2 separate regions of the Mus musculus genome follow, and region 2 is linked to region 1. A link is a contact called in ENCODE Hi-C data. All regions are on one chromosome and are shown on one strand. The core of a region is the stretch at or near the end of the contact, and the rest is flanking DNA. Distances in the headings are between cores, read along the strand shown.

Region 1 (6,090 bases), core at 2,230-4,729:
GCCTGTATAGGCTTAACCGTGGCCTGGCACAAGTCGGTATCACCATCTGAAGCAAGGCTAACACCATTGGCAGTGGTGTGAGCACGTTACAGTTTAACTGAGAGTACCTGCACCTGTATCCTTGGGACAGCTGCCCCAATCCTGAAACGGCTGACTCCATGATTGGTGTGATTCAGGTTGCAGATAGCCAGGAAGGGACGTTTCTAGGCCTCAGAGAGTTTCCTCTTGATTTGGGAGGCAACAGGAGTAGAGCTGAAGCCTGCAGACTCTGGCTTTTTGTTTGTTTGGTTTTGTGTTTTTGCTTGTTTGTTCTTTTGCCTGGCCAAGTGCTACCTCTTGAGCTCAGACAGTCTTTTCTCATCGTCTGAGTTGGTTGGGACTGTAGACTGCAACTACAGACTCTATTTTTAAAGTGAAACCATTGGCTTCTATGGCTCATGTAACTCCTCTGAAGACGTCAGGAGCTCCGTGAAGCTGTTTGTATTTTGAAAAGAACCATGTAAGATGATCGTGATAGCACAGGCCTCTAAGCCCAGCTACTCTAGAAGCAGAGGCTGGTGGCTAAGAGTCCATGGAGTTCCTGGGCTGTCTGGGGAGCTCAGGACTGCCTGACAGCTTAGAAAGACTCTGCCCCAAGGTTAAAATCAGGAAAAAGTCTGAGGATATAGTAATGTCTGTAAGACCCTGCTCTCGTCTCCATTTTACAGATGCGAGAGCTGGTGCTCAGAGGAGTTAAGTGACTAAACCCCAAACCAGACAGCTTGTTTTGGATCCTCTTCCTTGTAATTGCTTTCTATGGACCATGTTAGGTCTGTGTGGTTAACCAGTCTTCCAAAAGAGTTGGGCTTATTGACCATGCTAGTTTTTTATTTACTTAAAGATTGGGAAGTTCCAGGTAGAAAACTTACTCAGGCTTGTTATTTCTAAAGGGGTAAAGAGAGGAAGGGGTCTTAGGCCAGGTGTAGTGGTGTGTGCATTTAATCCCAACATTTGGGAGGCAGGTAGATCTCTCTAAGTTCAAGGAGGACCAGCCTGGTCTGCATAGTGAGTCTCCACCCCCAAAACAACAACAAAACAAAGAACAAGAAGAGAATAGCCTGCATTCAGCTCTCCCACAAGCGGCATACCTGCGTGGCTCCTTGGAGCAGCTCCTCGGTAAAACTGCTTACAATCATCTGCAAGAAAGATCAGCTGGACCAAATGTTTCGGTTTCCTTTCCTAGTCTTTTAGAATTACGGGTTTTTTATAGGTATTCATTTGGATTTATAATAAGCTAATGGTACCTCAAATGATGACCACTGTTTATATTCTTTGGCATGTCTGAGTAACTTGAAATATTTAAGTAGAGCTGCAGCGTTCACCACAGCAAGCGTGTGTTCCACATGAGTCCATGCTGAATTGCTGTGGTGGAGACCCGAGACACTCGCCAACCACACTGCAAGACTGCGTTTAGTGCCATCAGAGCAGACGGTCAGGGTGGATGGAGAAGTCTGTCTGGGATCTTTTAGGAAGGCTTCCTAGAGGAAGCTGCCTTTGAGCTGGAGCTGAACATGGGTGGGCAGAAGTGAACAGTGATGTGTGGTGATGCATGGAGCCACAGGAAGGAAACAGATGTGCTCAGGCCTGCTCTGTGCCCCTTGCTGGGTTGGGATTGAAATATGGGGATAGTGGGGGGATTGAGTAGACCAGTCAAGGAGAGGAAAAGAAGGGTGGGTGGAGCTTATGAAGGGAGGTGGACATGGCATGTGGCTCTCAGCAAGTGGCAATGACTTCAGTAGAGTGGAGTGTGAACTTGTTGGAGCAGTAGAACTTACAGGTGGTTTGGTTTGCTTTTAGAATGCAAAAAGATTTGCCATTTTTAATTTTTAAAAATTAAATTTGTTCTTCAACAATTTTGTACATGTATAGTACTTTACTGAAAGGCTTTCCCTGTCCCAGGTTCCTACTACCCTCGTCCACCCTGCCATTTCCTACAGACCTCTTTCTCATTTCATGACTCAAATGGCCACATTCTCAGTCCCAACCCTGAGTGCCCCGTCCACCCTGGGTGTCTGCTCCAAGGACACCAAATGATGCAGTGTGGTTGGCGAGTGTCTCAGGTCTCCACCACAGCAATTCGGCATGGACTCACACTGAAGACACGCTGGCTCTGGTGGACTCCGCAGCTTCATTTTATTTTGTGACTCACTGAGTTTAGCAGGGGTGAGGGCAGGGGCTTCTGTGTGGCTGTGGGTTTGGAGTTATCATTGGAACCAGGTGGGCATATGATTGCAGACAATGGTTCTCCTTCTCCCAGAATCTAACAGGGCCTAAGGTAAGCCAAGCTAGCCTTTAACTATGTAGCTGAGGATGCCCTTGAACTTATGAATCTCTTGTCCCTACTTCCTGAGTGCTGGGTTACAAGCCTGGGCTGTCACACACATCTGAAGGTTTTGAATGGTGCCATGTAGAGGAGCCTCGTGGTATCTTGTTTTTCTGTCATTCAGTCCCCTACCAGCTCCATCAAATAGGATTTGTCTCTTTTAAGACAGGGTCTCACCATGGAGCTGGCTAGGCTCTTAGTCCCTCCTGCTTCAGAGTTTGAGCGCTCTTACTACAGGCATGTGTCACCATGTCTAGGGGATCTTAAATATGAGGTATAATGTAATCTCATTTTGCAGATGATAAACCAAGACTTAGCAAAGTTAACTATCTTGCCTATGGCCGTTGGGCTAAGTCAAGAAGCAGTTTAAGCCCTAGACTCTAAGCTTGATGCCAAAGTCTAAACCTACAGTAAAAGGACGCACTAGGCAAGTTGTAAGTGAGACATCTCTGTGGGAGACACGAAGTGATGAGGATGGTCCTGAGGTGGGCAAGTCTGGGGCCATCGGTGGCCTGTAAGGACTGGGGTAGGAAGAGAAAGGGGGAAGGAGAGTGCTGTATGGGTGGTGGAGGCGATGGGCTGTGGCCTCCACTTCTCAATGACTTGTCAGTGTGGGAGGCACACGGCTGATCATCCTGAGTCACAGAGTTTGGGAAGGGAATGGTGACTCAGCAGGATGAGCCTGGTTCCTTCTCAGCCTTCCCTACAGTTACTGCCGATCCATCACCTTTCACCTCCCAAGCCTCAGTGTTCCCGTTAAGCACAGTAAGGCTCTAGAAGGTCTGCTTAGGAACAGGGTGCAATCGCACCAACCCAGCTTTGTAAACCAGTCTCCTTCACCATCCCAGCAAGACCCCTTCTGAATAGAAGGGTACAAGTCCCCAGAAGTTGCTTCTTTTCTACCCGTCAGTGGCCTGAGAACCAGAGCCCCAAAGTGGACTTCCTGTGAATGTGTCCTTAATGAGCACTTCGGCTGTTGTAAGCAGTGTGGCCATCGACACTGAAGCATTAGGAGAGGAAGTCCTTTTATAAGCTTCCAGATTAGAGTCGCTCTCCCAAGGACTTTCTCTTTAGAAAGCTGAATTATTTCCCCAAACACATTTACTACTTACTGGCAGGCAGGCAGGCAGGCAGGCTTCAATAGGAGCATAATGGAGTCTGGGCAACTGGCTCAGACCTCTAATCCCAGCAATGAGTGCGAGGAGGAAGAATACTTGCAGATTTTTGCGGCCTGCCAGGGCTACCTAAGTGAGACTGTCTTGGCGAGACACACACACACACACACACACACACACACACACACACACACACACACACACACACACGACCCCAGAGCCAGTGGGCGGCAAATTTCAACTTTTCATTTCCTTTGAAAACAGCACAGATCCCTCAGGGGACTGTGCCAGTACAGGGGGATGTGAAAGAGATCTATCTATGCCTTCACTTCTCCAGAGCGGCCCAGGGACAGATCTGTCTGAGTATTCCTGGTCCACAGTGCCCTCTTGTGGTGATGTCTGGCAGCTCTTGTTCTGGGGAAAAGCAATGGTTGGGCAGTGTTAAGCTCAATGTCTTCTGCCTGGAGAAGGCTTACTTCAGGGCTAGAGATGCCTTGGCACCTGCTCAGAGCTCACTGACTTCCCGCAGACAGTGCAGTCTGGGAGGACTCAGGCCTGCATTCTTCTAGTCTATAAGAAAAGAGAAGAGGAGTCAGGGCTGAGAGGAGCCCTGCGTTCTCAGAGGTGCTCAGGTCGTCTAACCTGAGCTGCATGTGACTGTGAGCATTTTGGAATAATTAGAATTGAGGCGATAGTAAGGTTAGAATACACACTGCAGTTTAAAGGTTAGAGTAGAAAAAGTAACGTGAAATGCTGCCTAATTCTTCATATTCAGCACACGGCAAAAGTGGTATTTTGAGTTAGTATACTAACACTGGGAAGCAGGATGTGATGGTGTGCCTATAATTCTAGCACTAGGTAGGTGTGCAGGCGGATCAGGAGTTCAGCGTTATCCTCAGCTTAGCTGCAGACTGAGTTCAAGGCCACATGGGCCACATAAGACCCTACCTTAAAAATAGGAACAGGCTAGCTCATCTGTTAAGGTTTTTGCCTGGTTTCAATTTCCAGCATCCTATGAACCAGGTATGGTAGTGTGGACTGTGATCCTAGCACTGGGAGCTTGAGGCAAGAGGATAGGGTGTTCAAAGTCATCCTTAGCAAATCAAGTGGCTCAGCTGGTAAAGTTGCTCTTGCCAAACAAACTTGGTAACCTGAATTCAAACCCTGAAATCCATGTAAACAGAGGAGGAAAAAACTGGTTCTACAAAGGTGTCCCCTGACCGCCACACAGGTACTGTGGCATGCATACCTACCTGCCTGTATTGTGTGCACACACATACACACACACACACACACACACACACACACCATTTTGTTTTGTTTTAGCCAGACTTTTAGCTACTTTATAGGCTCTTATTTCTATCACCCTTCTCTCCCCTTATCCCTTCCAACCCCCAACACTAAGTTGTAGAGGAAGGCTAGAGAGGAGAGGGAGCATCGGTATTGTTAGACGACCTCCTGTTGTTTAGGGTGTCAAGGTCCTTGGGCAATTTGGATGTTTGTCAGAATATCTCCAGCCAGCAGCAGAGGAGTAGTGGCTGCCTTACCTGTCTCAGGGATCTAGCGTTTTTATATTCTCTCAAGAGCCTTCAGCATCCTGTCATATACTTGCAGAAACTATCTGCAGTTGGCAGGATCACAGCCCTGCCAGAGCACGAGGCAAATCATAGTCTGCCGCTATGGACAGTCTAAAGCAGCCCCATATCCCATGCCTGGAATTAAAATAAAAACATATTCCTATAACATTTCTATGTTTTTAAAGAAACCAAAATTCTCACTACAAGTTTTAATTAGCTAGGTGTGGTGTTGTATATTTGTAATCTCAGTAGGCCGAGGTAGGAGGGTCATAAATAAAACCAGCCTGGTTACATAGTATAACGACTAATATTGATTATCAACCCAACAGGAACTAGAATCATATGGGAAAGGAGCCTCTGGGCGTGTCTAGGTTAGGTGAGTTGGGATGGGAAGGCCCAACGAGCTGGGATCTGGAAGTTTCCGTCCATGGTCAGTTGGTCCTGAGGCTCTGGGCCCGTGTCAGGGTAGCACACTGTGGCAGAAGTGCATGGCTGAACAAAACAGTTTTCCTCCTGACAAGGAAGGGAAAGAAGAGAAGGGGCTGGGGTCCCACACTGCCCTTCAAAGCACACCCTTGGTGGCCTAAGCCCTTCTCACTGGGCACCCTTAAAAGGCTCTGCCACCTTCCAATCAGGTCAACACATGGCCGTAGGAAACATTCACGATTCAAATCTTATCCGTCATATACATTTTCTGGTATGTTTGGATGTCTTCTATGCTCTTAGCACTGATTGAAGAGTCAGGGGAAACTATTCAAGTTGGGGCCGTATGGACTGCCCAGGCTTAGATCTGAAAAGCTGGAGATGTGGTTTTATGCTCATTTTTCTTTCAGGCATTTGTCAACTGGAAGGAGGCAGGATTGGCTTGGAGCTTCTTCAAACAGTCGTTCTTGAAGCAGATTTTGACAGAAGGTGAGTAAAGCAGAGTTCACATTGAGCAGTTGGGAGATCATAGAAGATACAAAAGGATTCCACGGGACTGCTGACACCAGAACACTTGTCTGGGGCCCGCAGCAGAGGACCCTTAGAGATGTGC
Region 2 (6,090 bases), core at 2,627-5,126, 200 kb after region 1:
ATCTCCATTGTGGGGGAAAAGAATTGCAGAAGCCAGGAGACAGCCCTTCCCCCAGAGGCACTTGGTCCCACATGCAGGACTGCAGGGCCACCTCGTCCTGCTGAGCTTCCCAAAGAGTTCATGTCCCCTGCCCACCACATCAGATAGATGGGAGCAGCTGTTGTTTGGGAAGGCTGTCCACAGTGAGGTGAAAGCCTGTCCCTCTTTCCACTACCATCCTGCGATTGTCCTGTCACCCGATTACTCTGCTAGAACGTTTGCCTAGTGAGGAGATCCTGGTGAGGAGCTACTCGTAAGGAGCAGTGTTAGGAGCTCACCACAAGAGGGCGCCAGGACAAGTGTGTACAATCTGGATCCACACTCCTTCCATGCCATGGCTCTGGGCCCAGAGACCTACTGTCTTCTAGGTGGTTGAAGACCTCTGAGAGAATGACAGTTTAAAAGGGCACATGATTGCTGGAGCTGGCTGGGGAGTGCCTTGGGTATTTCTAGAAATCTTAAGTAATTGTTTGTCTTCAGTGAGGGAGTATGAGTTCAGGGGAGGGCTTTTCTTAGCCTGTTACTTGATGCCAGTGAGTCAGTGACTTAAGATAGGGCCCAACATAGCATGTGCCTCAGGACTCAAGGGAAGGAGGCTTCTAAGATGTCCAAACCCATAGAGTTCTCAGCTTGCGGGACAGAAATGGCCACAGCACATGTGGACCAGTCTGACATCATTCTCATTTATAAAACAGGCAACTAGGAGTTAAGTGACGTACCTGGTCAGGACATGTTTGTGAGCTCTGTGTCCTCTGCATCAGGGGTCCTAAAAACTTCCAGGACCTCCACCAGCACTGCTTACCTGCACCTCAGCTATAGAGATCCCTGTGTGGAAGGCAGAGCTGTCAGATACACAGTAGCTGACACTGTATCGGTTGACTGAGAACAGGGGTCCGGTCTGGTCCCCTACACCACCAGTTCTCAAGCAAGTTTTATCTGCCTCCTCCCCAAGGATGGAAAGAAGGGAAAAAGGCAGTAGCTTTGTGTGAGCCCTGTCCTCTTGGCCCAACCCCTTAAACTAGTCACTGGTGTTGGGAACCAGAGTCCTCAAGTGTCTCCAGAGAAAACATCCCTTTGTCAAGGGCCACCCCAAGTCCTCATTCCCTGGACTGTCTCCCTGCTGCCTGCGGCATCGTAGTTGTTGGTTGTTGTTCTGCACTGCTGTAAGAAATCAACACAAGCTTAGTGACTTAAGACAACCCAAATGGATTTATCTGTGGTCCCTTCAAAAGTCCAACGCAGTTCTATTGGGTAAACACGAAGGCAGCATTAGGGCTGCGTCATTCTAGAAGTGATGCAGATGTTGTTCGGTTGCCTTGTCCAGCCTCTAGTTCTGTCTGGGTCCCTGGCTTATGATTCTCTCCCTCTGCCTTCAAAGCCAGCAGCCAAGTTCTCAAGGTATAACATTCTGACCTTCCACCTTGAAGTGGCCCTGTGCTTACCCTGAGTGCGTCTGGACACTCCAGATGCTCCATTTAAAGTCTGAATAGAAACCCTAATTCCATTAACAGCCAGAATTCCCCTTGCCTGGGTCACAGTACATAGCATGGGTTCCAGAGATTGGGATGTGGACATCTTTGCAGGACCATTATTCTGCCTTCTACACTAGGAACTCCATGTAGGCCTCACAGCTCTCAGGGAAATAAAGAAGAAGGGGTTGCTCTCAAGATAGCATGTTGGGTTCCTAGGAGAAGTCATGGGACTTGAAACATAAGCACTGTTGTTTGGTTTGAGGGGTGAACGGTTTTTGAGTCACAGGTGAGATCTGTAGTCTGATGACCAAGTTTCTCTTGCCCTGAAGACAGGATAGTGTTCAGTGGCACAGTATATCATAGGCTTTCCTGCCGGCTCATCCACGTGCTCCCTTCCAGAGGCTTCTCAGCACACACGTGTTCCTTCCTTTTGGCCCCTATTCCCATAACAGCCTGCGAGAATAATTTACCGGAACAAACCATGTCCCTGAGGTTGCCCACTACATACAGTAGAAAACAGGGCACACTGGCATGCTTACTGACCGTATTTGTCCTCTAGACAGAACTTCAGGGAGCATTTGAAAGACTGTCAAGGGAACAGAAATAATCAAACAAACTGTCACATGTCCACTCAGTCCGCCTCCAGTGACCTGTGGCCTGGTACACCGAAAGCGAGGGTATATCAGCTAGACACGGGCACTTTTATCTCTCGTGGGTGGTTTTCAACATTTTTATTTTAGTATAAAACAACAACAGGCCGTGGAAGCTGCACTGTACAAACTGAGAAAGAAGAGGAAACTGATGTCTGTCTTCTCCGTTACTCACAGCCTCCGTTCTAGGCAATGGAGTGAGTGCACACTGAGCAAGTGAATGTCCTCACAACAGTGAACAAATGGTGTCCTTTGTCTGCTCTTTCCCAGATACCCCAGTCCTTCTCAGACACTTCCCAGTGGTACTTCCTAGATGGGGATCACTGTTCTTGCCTGGGAGTTGAGCAAGCAGTTTCCTCTCCTGTTCTCAGTAAGATCAGGTGGTTTACCAAAAGCATTGGGAAACTCCTGCTAGGCCTTGCCAGGAAGAGTGACTTCCAGGTGCTCCGCTGAGGCTTACATGCCCTGCCCTGGAGGTGGAGCAAAGGGTCAGGCCTTAGGTTAGGCACTCAGTGTGCTGCTGCATGCTTGCCGCCCTTCTCCTGCCATTGTCCAGAAGAGGAAGGGGCGTGTTCTGCTGGTGGTCCATTACAGCTGTGGAAAGGCATTCACCTGCCTCCACTGTGTTCGGCCTGCGGCCCCAGACAGGGATGCCGCCTACAGCATGGGTGCCTGGAGATGTCTCTCCGGACCAGGTCCTCTTCTCACGGCCTTCCTGAAATGTCACTTTGTTGCTGTTCTGGTCCGTGGAGTGCAGGTCACCCTGGCTGAGCTTTCAGGACAAGGCCCTGCCACCCTCTCCCACTCTGTGGAGGCCTGGCCTAAGATTCTGCGTGTCATTCGATCATTCTCTAGAGAGGCTGGTCCCACCCTTCAATGAGTCTGTTTCTGACGTACCCTAGAGGCACTGCAGGGTCCAGGTGGTCCCCATTTTGGACTGTTGGAGCCCTCCTGAGCACTTCTTAACCATACCCACTGACAGCCTGTGCTGTAGCCGCTGGCCTCAGGCCGTATCTGCCACATCCTGTCTTAAAGGCTTCGATCTCTTTCTCCTAGCCAAGGTGTTACATGGCCCCCCAAAATGAATTAGGTTGCTCCCAAATTTGTGTTTGGTTAATTCTATGAAAAAGCCCTGGGAACCATTAACTTGTGGTTCTTTTGCGTGAGTTTGTGGACTCTGAGGCTCTCTGGATCAGTCTGATGTACCCAGGGCTAAGAACCGCAGGGAGATTGGGGGATGGGGCGGCCGGAAGGAGGAAATGGACAAAGAAGTTGATTACTGCAGTTATAGGCACAGCGTCGGAGAAAAGGGGGTTAGCAGCAGTCGCTGGAAAAATCAACTGCAGATAAAATAGCACTCTTGCTTAACCCAGCTGCTGCTGCCAGTGGACAGAGCCAGCAGTGAGCGCTAAGTTTAGTTCCCCTTAACTCTATCCTAGAATTTTTTTTTTCCTAAGAAAAACATTCTGGTATGTCCAAATTAGGAATTCTGGCTTTATTCAGAGGGCTGCCTCTTTTAGAAATGAGGTGATTTGTAGAGCTTTAGAGACTCATAAAGTACCTTAGAGCCAGGGTTCTGGGATCCAGCTAGGGGCATGAGGGCTCGTAATGAGCTGCAAAGGGCTTGGGTGGTGGTGTTGTACTACTCAGATCCTGGTGTGTGTGGCTAAGCACCTGCCTGTCCCTGCAGGAGACCCTCTGCAGTGCGGGGCCTGGGTAGGACAGTGCGCCCTCTACATCGTGATCATGATCTTTGAAAAGTCCGTGGTCTTCATCGTCCTCCTCATACTCCAGTGGAAAAAGGTTTGCCTCCATCCCTGCTCCTGCGCTCTGTGCTAAGCCGAGTTAAACGACAGCCCCGTCATCCCCAGCCCTGGCATCCGCCCGGCCTGCTGGTTTCTGTTTTAGCTCCATGCGTGAGTCCTGGGTCTGGTCCGACGTAGCAGCTGATTATAAGAGCGTTAGTTTGTCATTCTTGTCCTTGGTGTTCGTGCACTTGGTGTAAACACACATCTTCTCTAGATGAAACCTGGGGATGTGTAAGCCTAATGGAGATCCAGCCCCCTCTGCTGTGTTGCTTGGTCTGCTCAGTCTGCAGACTTGGTAACTGTGAATGTGTCTCACTGGTAAATGTCCTTCACACTCGTGTCTGCTAGTTCAGCTGAAGCCACAAGCAGTTTCTGAGGTCTTTACTCTCCTACATGCTAATACCTGGGTAAGCCCATGGCCCTCGGGTCCACAGGGGAAGCTGCCCCAGAGCCAGTGGCCCAGAGCAGCTCTGACCCGTCCTTACCAACAGTCAGATCTAGGGTCTGTGCAGCCATGGGTGTGAGGGGCTGTTCCAGTGGCTCTTGGGAAGTGTCTGAGTCTCCTGTGTGCTGCCCCTGTGGTCTCCTCACTGTGTCTGTTTCTCTCTGCAGGTGGCCCTATTGAATCCAATTGAAAACCCCGACCTGAAGCTGGCCATCGTCATGCTGATAGTCCCCTTCTTTGTCAATGTCAGTGCCTTGTTGAGTGTCTTATCCTAGCTTGTACCCTGCCACTAAGGTTTCCTGTTCAACACTCTGAGTGTGACACAAAAGTCACCTTTACAGCCTCAGACAATCCTTTCTATCTGTGTAGCTAGTCCGTCCCCTAACCAGTATTGAACTTGGTAGGAGTCCTTCCTCAGAAATCAGGTATCCATTCTAGGGCCCCTATTTCAGGCAGAGGATCCTAGGAACTATGACTTGCCTTCCCTGATAGGCCACTTTGCTGAGAGATCCCAGCCTGTGGGTGAAGTGTGTGACTTCTAGAACAGGGTCAAAGCGTTCTCCAGGTATTTGCTATTGAGTATAGACCTCAGAGAAGCTCTTGAGCATAGTGGCCTCATGTGGAGAACCAGTGATGTAGAGCGCTAAAGGAATCGGGGGCTCCCTGAAGCAGCAGTGTCGCCACCTGTGAAGGACCCATGAGGCTCAAAACGGGCAGAGACTGGGGTTCTTGGCCCGAAACAGGCTGCCTGGTTTGTTTGTTTGTTGGGTGTTTTGGGTTTTTTTTTTTTTGGTTTTTGGGGTTTTTTTGTTTGTTTTTTGGTTTTGGGTTTGGTTTGGTTTGGTTTGGATTTTGGAGTCAGGGTCTCTCTACACAGCCCTGGCTGTCCTTGAACTCACTAGAGTAGACTATGCTGCCCTCAAACACAAATGAGTCTGTCTCTGCCTCCACAGTGCTGTGATGCAGGGTGTGCGTGCGGCACCATGCCTGCCTCTGGGCTGCCTGTCATTTAACCCAACAATAAACCCATAATTGACCACAGCAAGAATTACCCTGCTGTCCTCTGATCATAAAAGTACAGCAAGTGAAAGAGAGCCGCTGTTTCTCTTGGATGTTCTGGGAGACGTCAGGGCTGAGTGCGGCTTCTCTTTTGTCTGTGGAAGGGGTGGGTATGCAGCCTTCTGCTTGCTTTGTTCTGATTTATCCAGAGCGACCTACACCTTTCTCTTCCCACAGGCTTTCATGTTCTGGGTAGTGGACAATTTCCTCATGAGAAAGGGGAAGACGAAAGCTAAACTAGAAGAAAGAGGAGCCAACCAGGACTCAAGGAATGGGAGCAAGGTTCGCTACCGAAGGGCAGCATCCCATGAGGAGTCTGAGTCTGAGGTATGAGCCTGACTCTCCCCAAGGGCGTGGCCATTATACCTTGGGCTCTGGGGGTCTCTGCTCTTAAGTTTGTACCTGAATTCGCAGTGCCAGTCAGAGGGAAGGAAGAAGCTGAGCTAAAGAATAGCTCAGGTCGCTCAGAGCCTCATTAGCGTGAGCCCAACATCTGCTGTTACATGTGCTGTCTCAAGCCAAAAGGACGTAGTATGTAGATTTGCTATAGACCATTGCTGCGGCAGCGGTGGAGACAGCTAGGTAAGGTGAAATCTGCCTTACTCCAGGGGAGCGTT

The links. Hi-C counts contacts between places; a loop is a spot of excess contacts on that map.
Region 2: a map of heart shows a loop between it and region 1 (2.8-fold over the local background). The contact joins two enhancer-like sites. A Hi-C loop is called at or near these places in 3 of 37 maps with a recorded cell type or tissue (heart and v-Abl transformed pro-B cells).

Annotation. Positions count from the first base shown.
Region 1 is chr14:30,668,283-30,674,372 of GRCm38, forward strand. Rft1 (RFT1 homolog) reads left to right here. Exons shown (of 13, transcript NM_177815.3): 7 at 5,888-5,966. Among named protein-coding and RNA genes, the nearest start is that of Rft1, 17 kb to the left of the region's middle. Within about 2 kb of position 3,480, at least 1 of the 3 ENCODE cell types and tissues checked has a DNase peak (open chromatin) inside an H3K27ac peak, as active enhancers do.
Region 2 is chr14:30,866,900-30,872,989 of GRCm38, forward strand. It overlaps Stimate (STIM activating enhancer), which reads left to right. Exons shown (of 8, transcript NM_028839.4): 5 at 3,852-3,964; 6 at 4,582-4,659; 7 at 5,651-5,800. Among named protein-coding and RNA genes, the nearest start is that of Mustn1, 9.3 kb to the right of the region's middle. Within about 2 kb of position 3,877, at least 2 of the 3 ENCODE cell types and tissues checked have a DNase peak (open chromatin) inside an H3K27ac peak, as active enhancers do.